Linked DNA regions of Homo sapiens: region 1 is linked to region 2. The links are chromatin contacts, found by Hi-C or POLR2A ChIA-PET in ENCODE. All regions are on one chromosome and are shown on one strand. Each heading gives the region's core, a stretch centred on a gene start or an enhancer-like site at or near the end of the contact. The rest is flanking DNA. Distances are from core to core; before and after follow the strand shown.

The links. Hi-C counts contacts between places; a loop is a spot of excess contacts on that map. ChIA-PET counts read pairs that join two places held with the same protein, here RNA polymerase II (POLR2A). Pooled maps may share reads with other maps.
Region 1: a loop to region 2 is called in a map of endothelial cell of umbilical vein, with 2.0 times the contacts of the local background. The contact joins two enhancer-like sites. A Hi-C loop is called at or near these places in 1 of 168 maps with a recorded cell type or tissue (endothelial cell of umbilical vein) and 1 of 50 pooled maps. POLR2A ChIA-PET finds 5 or more read pairs at or near these places in 2 of 52 experiments (HEK293 and activated T-cell).

Annotation. Positions count from the first base shown.
Region 1 is chr18:421,220-425,553 of GRCh38, forward strand. All of the region lies in intron 2 of COLEC12 (collectin subfamily member 12), which reads right to left. Among named protein-coding and RNA genes, the nearest start is that of COLEC12, 77 kb to the right of the region's middle. Within about 2 kb of position 3,017, at least 2 of the 41 ENCODE cell types and tissues checked have a DNase peak (open chromatin) inside an H3K27ac peak, as active enhancers do; they include endothelial cell of umbilical vein, where a contact is called at or near this core.
Region 2 is chr18:320,356-324,140 of GRCh38, forward strand. It overlaps COLEC12 (collectin subfamily member 12), which reads right to left. Exons shown (of 10, transcript NM_130386.3): 9 at 1,307-1,452. Among named protein-coding and RNA genes, the nearest start is that of THOC1, 54 kb to the left of the region's middle. Within about 2 kb of position 2,361, at least 3 of the 41 ENCODE cell types and tissues checked have a DNase peak (open chromatin) inside an H3K27ac peak, as active enhancers do; they include endothelial cell of umbilical vein, where a contact is called at or near this core.

The DNA.
Region 1 (4,334 bases), core at 1,767-4,266, 100 kb after region 2:
ATATAAACCAAATATGTTTTACTAATAGCCCATGTTAATAGAGAGCAGATGGCAAAAAATGTATAAAGGTATGACTCATTCCTATCTTGAAATACTTCACTATTCCCTACGATCAGTAGAAGTCAGATCTCCCATTGTCTGTTTCCCGACACGGTGCTTTTATTTTTCTTTGAGAAAAGCCACAGTACAAACAAGTGAGTTGGGTTTTTCATCCCTTTACAGATCTTCCACATTCCCTGTTGCTTGTTTTCTGCTTGTAGGCTGATGAGGCAGGAGGCAGACATGAACGACTCAGAGGAATGTAAGAGAAATATGAATGTGTAATTAAAAGAATTACATGTCTGCCTTTTTGTGCCTTTAATTTAGAAAGTCAGTGGCTTAAATCACCTACTTCACAGCATGAGTAATGCACAGAAAGTCGGTGCTGAAGCCACATTTGAAAGGACTCTGCCACCCAGACTGAAGCTGAGTGGCACTTCCTTCACTCAGTTGAAATACTTCAGTGATTCCAGTGATTGACCACTGATGGTAGTCTTATCTAGACATTCCTGCCAGTGTTTTCAAATAGACTCCAAACTGCCATTCAAGCATTTTAAAATATCTCCAACTTAGTTCCTCGATGAGAAGCCAAGAGTGAGTTTTATGCATTTGGGTCACACCAGCTGGATTGGAGCTAAAAGTTCTCACCCATCATATTAATCTTTGGATACCAATCTACAGGACAGGCCTATCCAGTCAACCCAGGCAAATTACTGCTGGGTGAGTCACTGGATTGCTGTCCCCTTCCCAGGACAGTCTCAGTAGGCCTTCAGATGGTCCAGCAAGCCACATGGCTGAGAGTACAAAGGCCTTTCACACTGTCATGTCTGTCCAGCCCTGTAAGGTAAGAGTCACCAGGGTTAGGTAGTGGTCTCCTTGCCAGGTGATTTGTCCCTTTTCAGTCAAGACATAAACCCTTAAGAACACCTATGATTAGGACTACGTAATTTGCCAGACAGGTATCTAACTTGGGGCACCTTTAAGGGTAGAAAATACGCAGTTTAGCAATGGTAACCCCAAAGTATTCCTTTATTTCCGACGGCCTCTTTTAGCAATACATCCAGACCATGCTCTCTTTCCTAAGCCCTCAGTTCAATTTCTTTATCATCATTCCTCTCCTAAACCTCTCAAAATCAAATGTTTGAGTATAATTTTTGTGCCACTCAATTGACTGATTCCCCTATTTGTTAAACATTGAATAAAATGTTTATTAAGTGCCAGGCCATATGCTAAGAACTCAAGATATACAAATGCATACTCATTAAAAGAAAAATTCAAACAAGGAGCAATATATAAGGTAAAAATGTGAGTTTCCTTTACCTTTTCCAATTTTACCCCCCAGAGGTAACTACTGTTAATAGTTTATATTTTTATAGATTATTTTATAAATATATTTTATAGATTATTATAGATTATTTACAAAATACATACACATAGATGCATACGTGCACACACACAGAACCTATGCATTACATTCTAAGCATGTACATATGGAAGTATGGGGCGAGTCCGGTTATTTGCTCATACACATTATGAAACCCATGAGATAAAACGTGTAAGTTATTAAAAATTATACTAATGCTCTCTTTAAATTCCTACTTTGATTTTTTGTTTATATAAACTTCTTAGTTTTTAGAAATAAGACACAACTGGACCCACAGCCAGCCAGCCCAAGAAGCTTTCTCTGTAAATACGTTTCCCACTCATTTGTTCAAAACAATATTTACTGGAGCTGGGTACAGTGGCTTACGCCTGTAATCCTAATACGTTGGGAGGCCAAGGTTGGAGGATCGTTTGAGGTCAAGAGTTCAAGATTGGCCTGGACAACATAGTGAGACCCCATCTCTAAAAAAACAAAAAAATTAGCTGGGTGTGATGTTGATGCCTGTAATCCTAGCTCCTTGGGAAGATGAGGTGGGAGGACTGCTTGAGCCCAGGAAGTCAAGGCTGCAGTGAGCCATGATCATGCCACTGCACTCCAGCCTGGACAAGAGAGTGAGATCCTATCTCAAAACAAAACAAAATAAAACCATTATTTATTGGCCTAGAACATGTGCAGGACATCGTGTTAACTAGGAATACAAAAATGAAGATGTGACATTTCCCTCAAGTCTAGAATACACAGGATTAAAATTAAAATATGTATTATTTTCTTCCAAATAAAATTCTTCTTCTTCTTTTTTTTAACAAAATAGCCTCAAAAATCCTTTTGGTTATAAATCATTTTTTTCTTCTTCACAGTGCATAAACTATCAGGTGCCATGATGATAGTTGTTCAAATACTAGCCTTCCCAGTATCAGTGAATGCCTTCCTAGAAAAATCTTAAGAAATTACTCTTTCTAGCAGAAATTTCAGGTAACTTGAGAAACCAGTAAATGAGATTTTAAGGGAAACAGACTGAACTTTCAGTAGCTTTCCTATCATACTGACCACACACGCCCAGGGCTGGTCTGATAGTAAGAACGACTTCTGGTTTTGTTTTTTGTTTGTTTTTTTTTGTTTTGTTTTTTTTTCCCAGTCTTTTACAATTAAGGTTAACTCAGTCAGAATGTGCTGATATGGTTCCTGGTTCAGAGGAGGTGTAAGAAGTGCTTGGAGACCAGTCTCTCCTTCCCAAAAGAGAATTATGCAGGTTGAGAGAGCTGAAGGGCTCATCTGATGTCAAGCTTTAATGCCATCTCTCTCATCTCTCTCATCCTAGAAGACAGTCTCTTGCTCCTTCCAAATGGGAGGGAAAAGGGAGGTGCTACAGATGAGCATTCATAGCTGCCACTAAACCGAGTTTCCAGAACAGCATCTTTTAGAGAGAGAAAACAATTATAGAACCAACATCCCTGATCATTTTTCTATGTGGAATGAAAGCCCTGTTATAAATTACACCAAAGACTTAAATCATGGCATGACCTAGGAGTGACCCTTCCGCCTTACATCAGTGCAGCCAGCCTGGTGACTCCCCCAACCTCCATCACCATGGATCCTGCATTACAGAAGGAATGAAGATCGTAGTGGGACTTACGTAAGCTGCGAGCCCGTCGCCATCCAGCCCTCTGCTCACATTAACACTAAGCAGTATATAATTTAGAAAGGGGGAAATGCTATCATAGCTTTTGCCCCCACATTGCTATGAAATTCCAGACTTTTATGTGCAGGAAGCTCCATGTTGATCTTGGCGTCCCCATGGGTTAAAAATCTTGTTTAAATGGTGCAGCCTTAGAATAGCCTTTGAGGTTTTTCCTATGTTGTTTTATAAGAGGCTTCTGCCTGATTATTTACAGATGCTGTCTCTGAGAAAGCTGAAAATAGTCTCACTATGAACACTGAAATTCAGTGTCCTTTACTATTTTCTGGTGAATAGCTCACCAGAGCTCAAGCCCAAAGGTTGGCTTACCAAACTGGCTTTTCAAGAGGACTTCTGATGTTGTCATCTCAGGCACTGAGGTTTCTGCTGACCTGGCCTCAGCTGGTCAATAAGTCACTCGTCAATGTACTGGCTCAACAAGTATGTTGGACCTACTCTGTGTCAGGCCTGCATCAGGATGTGGGGACACAGAGGCAGAAACCAAGGCTCTGCCTTGGAGAGCTCAGTCTAAGGAGAAGCAGTAAGTCTGCCGACAACCAGGAGGTAGAGGAGTGAATGCCATGTCACAGCTGAGCAGGGTGTGCTGGGTCACCTCATGGGTGTGGGGGAGAGGAGGCGAGCCGGGCGGCCTTCCCTTACTCACAATAAGCAAGGCAGGACAATAGAGGTGTGGTTTCCTGTACTTGGTTTTTTTCCTTCTTCAAATCCAAATCAGGCTATTGCCTCTAGGGAGGCATGATCTGTAACCTCTCAGACTGGGAGAGATCTGTTCTTATTCTTCAAAATCTCCAGAGAAGAACTTAGTGCAACCTTCTTAATTGTGTCTATGGTATTCACCAACGTATGCAGAAAGCTCTTCAGTCTCCATAACTCAAACCCGTGAGTTGCAGTTGAAGTTACTTTCTCTTGCACCAGCCTTGTTGGAGAGCCGGCCTACTGGAAGCATCTTCCTACACACGGGGTCATGCCCCCGACCCTTGCTCTTTTCCAGGCTGGGCAGCTGCCCCTCCCACCCAGGGCTCATTCTTCATCTCCTTTCCATGATTTCAGTGTCACATCCTAGACTCACTCCAAACCCTCCTATCCCTTCTCAATTACCAAATGCAGACTAGACCAGGAGGGGAGTGTGCTGGGCCAGAGCTTTTCCTTCCCAATTCCTGCAAATTCCTGAGAGTCCCCCCAGGCTGATGAAATGAGTCTCTTTGTACATGATCA
Region 2 (3,785 bases), core at 1,111-3,610:
CCATCAATTATAATCCCTTGTTTAGATATCTGTGTTTTTCCCCCTCAACTGACCCAGCTGTGAGTTCCTATGTGTCTTAAGGTCCCTAGCACTTGGACCAATGCCTGACACATCAAAGGTGCTCAGTAACTGTCTGTTGAATGGCAATACGGATAATTTATGCCCCAGTTACTTCCAAAAATAGTTTGACCAAAATATATTTGAGGTTTTTGTTTTTATATGAACAGCTTTATTGAAATATAATTGACAAATTGTATAATTCACCCATTTAAAGCATATAATTCAGTGGTCTTTGGTATAGTCACAAAGTTATGCAATTTAGAACCAATCTAATCTAATTTTAGAACATTTCCATCACCCCAAAAAGAAACCCCATACCCATTAGCATTCATTCCCCATTTCCTCTGTCCCCTATCACAAACTTTTAATCTCATTCTGGTGAAGAAAACTAAGATGCCACATTCCAAAGAGGGTCGTGTGTTAAATGAAGCTTTAGATACATAGCCTTTGAAGTCAAGAAAATCTCCAAAAGCTGCTTTGGCTTATGAGCTGATAAGCAGCACAGACCATCTCCCTCTATTATGTATCACAGGATCTGGCCTATAGTAGATGCTCAATAGATACACGTGGAATTGAACGCTTGGCCACCTGGATTAGCTGTGTATGGATGTCTACGGAAAAGAACTAACATTGGTGCTATATCTCTTTTCTTTTTTGAGATGGAGTTTCGCTGTTGTTTCCCAGGCTGGAGTGCAATGGTGCGATCTCGGCTCCCCACAACCTCTGCCTCCTGGGTTCAAGCTATTCTCCTGCCTCAGCCTCCTGAGTAGCTGGGATTACAGGCATGCGCCACCATGCCCGGCTAATTTTGTATTTTTAGTAGAGATGGGGTTTCTCCGTGTTGGCCAGACTGGTCTCAAACTCCCAACATCAGGTGATCTGCCCGCCTCCACCTCCCAAAGTGCTGGGATTACAGGCGTGAGCCACCGTGCCTGGCTGGTGCTATATTTTAAAGAACAATTAACTCACAATATAAGATACTTATGTGGGTCAGTTAGTTTAGCATTCGTTGAGTACTTCCTACATGTGAGGCACATTTATTAACTTATTTAAATCTTCACAACCTCGTGAAGAAGATGCTATTACTATTTCCCTGAGGTTAATCACCTGCCCAGTTAATAAATGGCATAACCAGGGCTGAAACCTAATTGCAGTGCCTGCATTCAGGGCCCTTGTACTCACCACCCCTCACCCTTTCATAGGACATAAGCTGGCAGCTCCCTCTTAAATCCCATCTACTGCTCACCTGTCTCCCTGTCTTTTTCGCAAATGAAGTTATTGACGTCTTCACATTGGAAATCGTTCCACTGCCCAGCATAAATCAACCCAGCACAGTCTTCTCCTGGCCCATGGCCATGACCCCAGTTATCCGGCTGTCCAGCTTTCCAATTTCTTTTAGCAAAACAGAAATTGAATGTTATTTGCACAGTAATGCAGAGCTTTTCTTTACTCAAGAGCAGCAGAGAATATAAAAAAACAAAATTGAAGCATGTCATTTATCCTGGAATGAAAATGCAGTTTAAAAATCAGTACATGCTCTTATTCAGAGAAAGGAGCAGCTGTTTTGCAGAGTAATGCATAATGCGGCATCTCCCTGCGCGCTTGTGATCTTTGCTACCATGAACCAAACTCACTAGGCTGGTTCATCAGAATGCAGAGGGAGCGAATCTTGCTTTGGGACAGTTAGATGAATAACTTTCTAATGTGTACTGGAATGCTGACTTCTGGGCATGAGTGTATATATGTGTGTGAATATCTATTCATTATGAGGACATGATACACACACACACACACACACACGCACACATGATCTTGTGAGAACCCAGAGGGACCTTGTACATTTCAATATCTTGCCTCTAACAAGTCCAAGAGCCAGGAAGAGAAAGTGAAAGACTTTTGATATACATTTACAAGAACCTACAATTACAAATAACTGGTTATGATTGTCTGGGTGAGTTGTAGAAGGTTGATTGCTTTAGAAAGAAATAGTAACTTAATCTTACTGAAAATGACTCCTACATTTCACTCCCTTTTTTGGGAGAGAGATTCTTAAAAACAAGTTTTCTTTAGGATGAGTTCACATGGGGCTTCTTAACTTGGATGCTGCTGCTCAGAACAGCACCTTGCCATGGATAACAGTTCTTGATTACGTTTCCACGAATAAATCAGGTGTGCTTCCAGACTCACCCCTTGAAGGTTCAATCTTGTCTAAGAAGCAGATTCATGCACAGAAGCTTGTGGCTGCTGCCTGAGAGGACAAGCCTGCCTCATGTGGAGGGTCTGGAAGAACATCTGCAGCGGAGGGTGCTTCCTATAAACAATGACTCATTACCGCACTGGCCACAGGGTGTCCTCGGGTCACCCGAGGAGACAGCCTGTATGGCCCTGTATCTTTGGACAATAACACCCGCAAAACCAGAGGCAGCGGGAAAGGACAGTTGAAGTTTAGTCAAAGGGTGGGGACAGGGTAGAACTGACTCCCCCACACCAAATGTGTATTTTGGGATTTAAAAAAAATGAGTATGAAGGCCGGGCGTAGTGGCTCATGCCTGTAATCCCAGCGTTTTGGGGGGCTGAGGCAGATGGATCACCTGAGGTCAGGAGTTCGAGACCAGCCTGGCCAACATGGCGAAACCCTGTCTCTACTAAAAATACAAAAATTAGCTGGGCATGGTGGCAGGCACCTGTAGTCCCAGCTACTTGGGAGGCTGAAGCAGGAGAATTGCTTGAATCCAGGAGGTGGAGGTTTGCAGTGAGCCAAGATCATGCCACTGCACTCCAGCCTGGGTGACAGAGCGAGGCTCCATCTCAAAAATACATATATATATATACATTGAGTGGCCTCAATTAAATAAACCTAGTGATGAAAGAGAATTCAGAGGAAACCATCGATTGGTGAGAGTAAAAATGGGATGCTACTTAGAAGGGAGAGTTAGAAAATAGTCTCACTCACTCACTCACACCAGGCATCCATAGCACTCCTGCTATGAGCCAGGTATCATCTGGGTGATGGCAACATAGCAGTGCAGAGAAGAGACAAAGTCCCAACTCTTACAGCTTACATAACAGATGAGTCACAATGAGTTCAAAATCTCAGCCTGTGACAATCTCAGCCTGACGCCAGATAGAGATGAAGTTGGAAAGAAAAGTAGTTTACTTTCACATTTGGTTTTTTGTGTAACTCTTTTCACCTTGTGAGATTCTTCTGGAGATGTCAACAATGCCTGAGCAGTTTAATCTTGTGGACATACATTTCGTTCATTTCTGCCAGTAATATGGGGGGTTTGATTCCATTTTTGTTTATAAAATTTGAGATCTATGATTCCTGAATGTATAATGATAGGATATTTGATATTCTTGACTTCTCAGTTAATTGGGAAATTATATAAATATGACTTCTTTGGGCTTAGAAGTCCTGCTTAATATTTTCCCCTTGCGTTTCCTTTTAAGTCATTTTAAGTTAAATAAATAAAAAGGATGTATCAACCAGGCAGAGAAATAACTGAGTGATAAGAAAGGAGATAATCTTTATCGCCTTTCTCCATTTGTTTTTCCAGGTCACTGGAATTCTTCACATACAGTACTCAAGGCTTTCCTTAGGACTAAAAGCAGAATGCAGTTCTGTGGCCATAAGCGGAGGTGACTGCAGTAGGCCAGAATGGGTGGAAAGTGGGTAGCCTGAAGCCAGACTGAAGGGACAATTTATTCTGTGGGCTGACCACCCA